2 separate regions of the Homo sapiens genome follow, and region 1 is linked to region 2. A link is a contact called in ENCODE Hi-C or POLR2A ChIA-PET data. All regions are on one chromosome and are shown on one strand. The core of a region is the stretch at or near the end of the contact, and the rest is flanking DNA. Distances in the headings are between cores, read along the strand shown. Region 1 overlaps FANCC (FA complementation group C). Region 2 overlaps AOPEP (aminopeptidase O (putative)).

Evidence for each region. Hi-C counts contacts between places; a loop is a spot of excess contacts on that map. ChIA-PET counts read pairs that join two places held with the same protein, here RNA polymerase II (POLR2A). Pooled maps may share reads with other maps.
Region 1: a pooled map shows a loop between it and region 2 (2.7-fold over the local background). The contact joins two enhancer-like sites. A Hi-C loop is called at or near these places in 7 of 50 pooled maps. POLR2A ChIA-PET finds 5 or more read pairs at or near these places in 2 of 52 experiments (activated CD4-positive, alpha-beta T cell and activated T-cell).

The regions. Positions count from the first base shown.
Region 1 is chr9:95,155,836-95,160,829 of GRCh38, reverse strand. All of the region lies in intron 6 of FANCC (FA complementation group C), which reads left to right. Among named protein-coding and RNA genes, the nearest start is that of MIR3074, 72 kb to the right of the region's middle. Within about 2 kb of position 3,194, at least 3 of the 41 ENCODE cell types and tissues checked have a DNase peak (open chromatin) inside an H3K27ac peak, as active enhancers do.
Region 2 is chr9:94,859,513-94,864,082 of GRCh38, reverse strand. The region is part of intron 5 of AOPEP (aminopeptidase O (putative)); the gene reads right to left. Among named protein-coding and RNA genes, the nearest start is that of MIR2278, 52 kb to the right of the region's middle. RefSeq lists an enhancer at 2,846-2,895. Within about 2 kb of position 2,887, at least 16 of the 41 ENCODE cell types and tissues checked have a DNase peak (open chromatin) inside an H3K27ac peak, as active enhancers do.

The DNA of each region.
Region 1 (4,994 bases), core at 1,945-4,444, 300 kb before region 2:
AAACAGAGAGCCAAATCATGAGTGAACTCCCACTCACAATTGCTACAAAGAGAATAAAATACCTAGGAATACAACTTACAAAGGATGTGAAGGACCTCTTCAAGGAGAACTACAAACCACTGCTCAAGGAAATAAAAGAAGACACAAACAAACGGAAGAACATTCCATGCTCATGGATAGGAAGAATCAATATCATCAAAATGGCCATACTGCCCAAGGTAATTTATAGATTCAATGCCATCCCCATCAAGCTACCAATGACTTTCTTCACAGAATTGGAAAAAACTACTTTGAAGTTCATGTGGAACCAAAAAAGAGCCCACATTGCCAAGACAATCCTAAGCAAAAAGAACAAAGCTGGAGGCATCATGCTACCTGACTTCAAACTGTACTACAAGTCTGTAGTAACCAAAACAGCATGGTACTGGTACCAAAACAGAGATATAGACCAATGGAACAGAACAGAGGCCTCAGAAATAACACCACACATCTACAGCCATCCAATCTTTGACAAACCTGACAAAAGCAAGAAATGGGGAAAGGATTCCCTATTTAATAAATGGTGCTGGGAAAACTGGCTAGCCATATGTAGAAAGCTGAAACTGGATCCCTTCCTTACACCTTATATAAAAATTAATTCAAGATGGATTAAAGACTTAAATGTTAGACCTAAAACCATAAAAATCCTAGAAGAAAATCTAGGCAATACCATTCAGGACCTAGTCATGGACAAGGACTTCATGACTAAAACACCAAAAGCAATGGCAGCAAAAGCCAAAATAGACAAATGGGATCTAATTAAACTAAAGAGCTTCTGCACAGCAAAAGAAACTACCATCAGAGTGAACAGGCAACCTACAGAATGGGAGAAAATTTTTGCAATCTAGCCATCTGACAAAGGGCTAATATCCAGAATCTACAAAGAACTTAAACAAATTTACAAGAAGAAAACAAACAACCCCATCAAAAATTGGGCAAAAAATATGAACAGACACTCTCAAGACATTTATGCAGCCAACAGACACATGGAAAAATGCTCATCATCACTGGTCATGAGAGAAATGCAAATCAAAACCACAATGAGATACCATCTCACACCAGTTAGAATGGCGATCATTAAAAAGTCAGGAAACAACAGGTGCTGGAGAGGATGTGGAGAAATAGGAATGCTTTTGCACTGTTGATGGGAGTGTAAACTAGTTCAACCATTGTGGAAGACAGTGTGGCGATTCCTCAAGCATCTAGAACTAGAAATACCATTTGATCCAGCTATCCCATTACTGGGTATATACCCAAAGGATTATAAATCATGCTTCTATAAAGATACATGCACACGTATGTTTATTGCGGCACTATTCACAATAGCAAAGACTTGGAATGAACCTAAATGTCCATCAATGATAGACTGGATTAAGAAAATGTGGCACAAATACACCATGGAATGCTATGCAGCCATAAAAAAGGATGAGTTCATGTCCTTTGCATGGACATGGATGTAGCTGGAAACCATCATTCTGAGCAAACTCTCACAAGGACAGAAAACCAAACACCACATGTTCTCACTCACAGGTAGGAATTGAACAATGAGAACACTTGGACACAGGGTGGGGAACATCACACCCTGGGGCTTGTTGTGGAGTGGGGGGCAAGGGGAGGGATAGCATTAGGAGAAATACCCAATGTAAATGATGAGGTAATGGGTGCAGCAAACCAACATGGCACGTGTATACCTATGTAACAAACCTGCACGTTGTGCATGTGTACCCTAGAACTTGAAGTATAATTAAAAAAAAAAAGGTCAAAAAAAATTCTTCCATCATTTCTAGCAGTTGGGAGTATAGCATGAATGCTAGGACATCCGTGTCCTTAGTTCATTGCTTGATGCAGTCTCTTAGGTTACATTTTCATCTTATTTTCTCTTGACTAGATTAAGAGAGTCACCATTCTTCATAGGTCTTGCCTTTGAGTCCTCAGGATGTGTAGCAGTTCTACACCAGAGCTACTCAAAGTGTGGCCCTACCAATCAGCAGCATCAACATCCCTCGGGCAGAGACCAAGAAATATGACTTTTTAAAAACATCTGTCCAGACATACTCTCTGGAAGTTCAAGAAATGCTGCTCTACACTACTTCTTTAGAAGCAGTTCCCATAACTGCATATCAATCCCTGGTAACAATCTGAATACTTTATGGTGACATGATAGAATTTTATTTACGGTTTTTATTTTTGTTGATGAATTCCTATAAATTGTTAATATTTTTGCTGTATTCTTGATAATAGTAAATTCTCATAAAGATAATTTTTTGCCAAGCTACCCATAGTGATCTATTATGTGTGAACAGTTTGTCTTTTCTCCTCAAATATTCACCTTTTCTAAATTGTTCTTCCTGTTCTCTACCGCTTCTTAAGTGGCAGATATCCTTTCAACATTTACCTTCCATAGTGCTTTATCATCGTTCTCTTACCACCAAGATGGTTTTAGATCTAAAATTAATTAATATGCTTTTTGAGTCTATCATCTAAGTTGTTAACAAAAAGACACATTTAGCATGAGTTGTAAATATCTTAAATTTTTGGAATATATGAGCTTAGTGGGTGGGCTGGTAGAGGAAGAGGTATGTGGGGGTGTGTGTGAAGGTGTATACTTTGCACATAGCCTAGCAGAATATATTGCATAGAGTTAGGGCGGGATGGATGTTTGTGCAATTGAAAGGTAGGCCGGAGAGTTGCCTGTGTGCATCACTCATGTAGCGTCTCAAATAGGCAGGCAGGTCTCCAGCCTGACTCATCAATCTTCCTCCCTAAAAGATCTCTAAGCGCAACTTTTCTCTCATCTGAAAAGAGGAAATGAGAAGAGTCAGAGATTATTACTGGGGACTGAGTGGGTGGAAAGACTGTGGTTCTGGGGACATTTATCAAGTATTGCAGTTCATGGCTGCAGATTATATCTTCTGTTTAGGCTGGAAATGATCCAGGATAATTTTCCTGAAAAATTTAAAAAATCTCATAAAGACAGGTAGTTCTTGGGTATACCAAAATTTGGGCAGGCCAACTGATAACCTTCCCAAGAACTTCAAGGTGCACGCAGCCTTCATGGCTCCTCTTTTGGTCTGAAGTTTGTCAGAGTGTGGAGATCCAAGTTCAAGTGGAGAGTTACGCAACACTTTCCAGATTGAATTACACTAAGCATTAGGTCTTGACTGGTTGCCAGAGCAGCACTTCCAAATAATTTCTGCACAAGAATTCAACTGCAGAAGGCTAGACGGTAACCATGTACTGCTGGGAACATCCTTTCTGTGTGGTTGTATTGTAGCTTCCAAACCATCTGCCCCAAACCATAGAGCTACAGGATAAGCTGACGATGCTCAGAATGTTGCTCCTTCTAGATGGTTTGTAGCAAAGAATAGGATAGAATTTAAACATTCTGTCACTGAATTGTTGACTTTACTTGGTGGCAAGTGAAACTCTATTTAAAGCCCTATGACAACACCATTTATCAGGCCTCTAAAAATAATGCAAAAAGAAAGTAAGCTAATTTTCCCACTTTTTTTGTTCCTCTGGCGATCTGTGCATCTGAAATTATGAGATCAATTTCTATATTTTCTGAGACTTTTTGAATCTTTGGAAATGAACTTTAGACACTGAAGTGCTAAAAAATTAGAAAAAATAAATGCATAGATGCCTTCTAGAAGGAAAAAAAAACACAGGAAAACAGCATAGCATTGTTTATATGGTGCTTAAGTTTGGGAGCTCTTGGCTGCTTCGACATTTGAAGTCATACTTGTGAAAGGAGAGGAATTAGAAACTTAGATTCATAGGTGGATGGGACTCTCCTGACTTTAAGCATATACTGGAAAGTAGTTTGCCTGTTATGCTGTGTTCTGATTTAATTGTTTCAATTTGTAAATCTTAAAAGTGGACAGAGAACTTCAGATATGTAGTAGAAAGTTATGTGGTATTATGATACCTATTTTAATTGTTATTATTAATGACAGCAAAAATTATGATGGCTGCAGCGTGGTTGACAGCTGTTTTGCAAAGGTTATCATGGTGTCAGAGATGTTACCTGATTTCATTAAACCGGCTTCTACTTGAGATAGAAGAATACACTTGGCAGAATTTATAATTCACTGGAGAACTGTGGACTTGAAAAGTTTTGTTCTCACACAAGCTTTTAAGAATCCAAGTTAAAATTTTATGAATGGTGATCACAAAAGCTTCTAAAAGGGCTCAAAAAGCATGTTACGCATCAAATTGCTTTTTAAATTCAATCTTCTGATAGGTATAAATGAACTCAGTCCAAGAGATTGAATTATCTTAAAAACTATATATAAGGGCTCAACACATTCAGAAAAGTACCTGGACAAATTTATCTGGTTGAATTATAAAATTCTTTAAAGAAAAGATTCTAAACATCATTCAGTAGAGCAAATTAGGAATGTATCGGATGTGTTGGTTTACAGGGAGCACTCTGCTAGCACAGGCATCTCATATTCTTAGTAAATTCAGTTAAGAATTTTACTGATTGTATCATAGCTTTGCTTTGACTAGGAATATCCTGAACTGCTAACTAAATTAATTCCAATTTTATCCTTGCTACTCCTGCCAGCTGGGATGCCAGCATGGACATCCTTCAGTGGACTTCGCTCTGTGCCAGGGAATTTGTTCATATTACTTTTGAAAAACAAGCATTCTTAACAACAACAACAACACCAAAAACCAATTATAAACTAGAGAATAAACCTCTTCCAAAGTGGCACAATCTGGCACAAAGGCAAATTTTTAATCTATAAAAGTTGTTTCAGCCTTGGCACAGTGGCTCACTCCTGTAATCCCAGCAATTTGGGAGGCCAGGGTGGGAGGATTGCTTGAACCCAGGAGTTTGAGACCAGCCTGGGCAACATGGAGAAACCCCATATCTACAAAAAAAAAAAAAACCCAAAAAAAGCCAGATGTGGTGGCAAGCACCTGTAATCCCAGCTACTAGGGAGGCT
Region 2 (4,570 bases), core at 1,638-4,137:
TATTTCAGCATACCTTATTTCATCCAAATTGGCCCATGTGTGGGAGTATCCAGCTATTTTCCCCCTTCTTCCTCAGTACCCCCAAGTTTCCACTGAATACATGGCTATCTAGAATGAAGCCTGTATTCTCCAACCTCCCTTGCAGCTAAGTGTCACTAGGTTTGAACTGGTAAGATGCAAGCGAAAGTATTCTGCAGCAGCTTCTGGGAAAGCTCCTTGAAGGACAGTTGGTGCAGGCCTTTCACTCTTTCTTCTTCCTCCTTTCCTCCTTCCTGCTGCCTACAATGTGCATACACATACACTTGCTGCATTTCCAAAAGCTATTATGTACTATGAGTTGACCCTGAGAATGAAAATCATATGCTATGGCCAGGCGTGGTGGCTCACGTCTGTAATCCCAGCACTTTGGGAGGCCGAGGCGGGTGGATCACTTGAGGCCAGGAGTTCAAGACTAGCCTGGCCAACATGGCAAAACCCTGTCTCTACTAAAAATTCAAAAATTAGCTGGGCGTTGTGGCATGCACCTGTAATCCCAACACTTTGGGAGGCCATGCAGGCGGATCACCTGAGGTTAGGAGTTTGAGACCAGCCTAGCCAACATGGCAAAACCCCATCTCTACTAAAAATATAAAAAATTAGCCAGGCGTGGTGGTGGGCGCCTGTAGTCCCAGCTATTCGGGAGGCTGAGGCAGGAGAATGGCATGAACCCAGGAGGCAGAGCTGGCAGTGAGCCGAGACCACGCCACTGCACTCCAGCCTGGGTGACAGAGCGAGACTCCGTCTCAAAAAAAAAAAAAAAAAAGAGAAAAAGAGAAAGAAGAGGGAAACAGAGAGAGGAGAGGGGAGGGGAGGGGAAGAGAGGGGAGAGGAGAGAAAGAAATCATAGGCTAGGATGGTAGAGCAGCAGGAGAGAAGCGAGAAGCAGCCCCGGTTCCCACTCCACCCTGGCCTCTCTACCTGTGCCCTTGTTTCATATGGGGAAAGAAGGAAACTTCTGTCTTACCTAAGTCATTATTTCAAGTGTTCTGTCACGCACAACCAAATTAAATCTTGCCATTATGCTTTTGAAAATAATTTGGAAAACAAGTCCATGTAGACTTTATGTGTGTCTTTTTAAACCTATTACTCGACGAACACACTGAAACTCTTTTCTAGTGAATGATCAAGTATTTGTGCGCATATACTTTGTCCCGAGAATTAAGCCTAACACTATGAGAGAATATAAAGAAGTCCAAGACGGAGTTCTTGTCCTTAGGAAGTTAGTGAGTTTGCCACTGAGAAAGGACAAACACGCACCACCTATCCTCTCTCCCAACACATCCACCCAGAGGAAACAACATGAGGCAACAAAGTGCAAAACTGTGCAGTGTGATTGCAAGTGGGGATGGAATCCAGAAACCAAAAACAGGGAGGACGGAGACTCTGGGAGAAGGTTCCAGGGAGGCGCTGGCCCTTAAGGTGGGCCTTGCAGGAGGGGCAGAACCTGGAGATGCAGTGGAAACTGGCTGAGCATCCTCAAGGGTGGGGACCAGTCGCAGGCAAACCGCTGTTTCAGTAATGAACAGAGCATGTTCAAGGAGACTGGAAGGAGGTCAACCAGACGTGTGGCCTCTGGAAACAGAGCCCTCCCTTTTCTCAGGACATGGTTTCTCAGCCTTGAAAAAGAGTCCCTTTAAAGGATGATTTACCTCCCCATTCACCCCACATCTGAGAGATCAATCTGTGCTCCAGATCCTCCCTGCCATGCATCTAACAGGCTTGACATTGCTCAGACATCCCTGAGCATCGCCCTGAGGTATGCCTGAGGCCCAAGAACACTGTTTTTCTGTGGGGGTCCTGCTCAGCCAGCCCAGTGACTTTGAAAGAAACGTCCTTTTTACTATGCAACAGGCACATGTGAAGTCTCACTCACATACTCTGATGAGGTGTTTCAAGTTAAACTGTTAGGTAGAGGTGGTGTGCTCTGCTTCCTATGTTGTGAAATAGTAATAAACCAACAGAATGACTGGTCATTGCTTCCAAAGAGGAGGCCAGGGAATTTAATCACTCACAAACTAGCCACGATCACAGGATGAAGCAACTTTCCTAGTAAGCTGCTTTTCATAAACAAAGCCGTTGTTGAGTTTTTAAAATCCAACCAAACAACAAACAACTCTGAGGACAAGAAGAGCACCGTCTAGCCTCATGAAAGACGTAGTGCAGCCTTCACTCGCAGAACGTGCTTCAGAAGAGCAGGTCCTACAGAAGCACGGAGGACCCGACCCATGCAGTTACAGGGAGGATGGCTGTGGAATCCAGGCTGCACCAGGTGTACTACTCGTCAAGCACTGGCTGATGAGAGGGCCTGCACATTCAGTGGTTTTATATCGGGGGTTGGGAACAGTAAATAACATCTCTGGGATCTAGTCTAAGACAAATGAAACCAAATGACTCTTTTTCCAAAAATGGGCCTAAAACAGCTCATGGGAACCACCCCTGGCAGCCTGGTGGAGCAGGAAAGCACAGGCCAGGTGTGAAGAGACCTGAGTGCCAGCTTGGCTCTGTTGTCATGGAAGTCGTTGTTGACCTTGGTTGCTTAATCTGTAAATTAAGGGAGTTCAACTGGAGATGACCCATCCCTGATACTCATTGTGGCACTAATGATGACTCTGTGTCAGTAACAGATGAATACACAGGAAAGAACCAGTATATGTTTCTCTCTTCATCTTCTTTTCTGCCCATCACCATTTCTCCATATGCCCCCACATCATATTAATTTGCCAATTAATAAACAGCCATCCTCAGTTGCAATGTCATCTGAAGCTCAGTGGATTTCATGCTTGTTTGGTGACAGCAGCTGCTGCTGCTGCCCTCAAACCACATCCTTCCCCTTCGTCATGAAGCCTCCTCGAGAGCCACAATTTGCCTTGGCCAGAGCTCCCCGTACGTCAGCTTCCACCAGAAACTGCCATCCATATGCAGAGTTCTGGTTCATCAGCCCCTCTGAAGCAGATCCAGCTGGCCACAGTGGATTCCAGGTGGTCAAGACCAAAGAATCTCATAGCATTGTCAGCACACTGAAGCTGAAAGAAACCGCAAAAAGCACCGAATCTGACTGCCCCCAATTTGTAGATGAGGACACTGATGCCCTAAGAGGTTTATTTATCTAACATGGACTAGCCAGAGCTAGAACCCAAGTCTCCTGACTCAACGGTCAATTATGACTTTGAAATGGACAGAATTAGAAGCTACTAAAATCTACTATTTATGGTGTGCTCTGTGTCAGGCACTGTGCTAAGTGGCTTCTTAAACCTGACATGTACAGAGAACTCAGAATCTTTTCTCCTAATCTGCTCCTCTTCCTGTCCTCCCCACATTAGTCAATGGAGCACCCATCCATCCAGCGGCTTCTGCCAGAAACTCGGGAGTCACCCTTGACATCTCCCTCTTCCTCATCATCTCCCCATATAAAACTCTCAAGTCCTGCATTCTCCAGAGCATATCTTGGAACTCTCCAATTTTCCCCACCAGCACCCTCTCCACCCAGGTCTAAGCCACCTTCATCTCCTGCCTGGATTGCGGCCACACATCATCTCATCTCACCATTCCACTGCCACTACTCCTGTCGCTTCATTCTAGAACCAGAAACCTGAGCAATCTTGTCAAAACATAAGCCAGGTCACGACCTGCCCACCCCGTCCCCACCCTTGCCACTGCTTAAACCTGCTGGGCTTCCCAATACGCTCAGAATGAAGCTCAGATTTATATGAGGCCCTGCTTGGTCTGACGCCCTTATGATGCTGCCAATCTCATTTCACGCCAATCTTCCCATAGGTCACTAAATTCCATGAACACTTCTTTCGGGTCCTCCAAAGTTCCAAGTTGCTTCCAATCACAGCCTGTCCTCCTGTATAATATGCCCTTCTTCCTACTCCTGGCCTGGCTCACGTTCCACTGCCCTTCAGGTTTCAGCTTCTACATCACTGCCTCAGAGGCACCTGCCCCAAGGCCCTGCCAGGAGTGTTTCCTCTAACCCTGCATTCCTCCCACACAGGACTGACCAGTTTGTCGTACTCCATTTTTGAGAATATTTGTTTAATAACTATCTATCTCCCCAACCAGACTATAAGCCCCTTGAAGACAGGGACTGTCTCTATTTGTTCATCACTGTAGCCGAAGAATTTAGTGTTCAGTACATAGGACGCCCTAAATAAGTGTCTGCTGAATTTATTTATCAATTAGTTTACAGAAAACTTGAGTATAATAGTGCCTGTCATTTACAGATGAGCAAACAAAAGCATAAAGAACTTAAGCAATATGCCCAAGACCTAGAATAAGTAAGTAGCACAGAAGAGATTCCAACACAGGTTAGCTGACCCCAAAGCCCATGCCCTTAACTCAGATCACACCAGGATGGAATAGGCTGAGAGAAGATATAAGAGGCAGTAAGCCTTGATGCTTACTTGATTCATATGGAACAAATAGAGTCTGTGAAAGGCTGAAAAACAGCTCCCCAAAAGATATTCATATCCTAATTCCTGGAACTGTGAATGTTACCTTCTATGGGAAAAAAAGAAAAGCAAGCATGGGT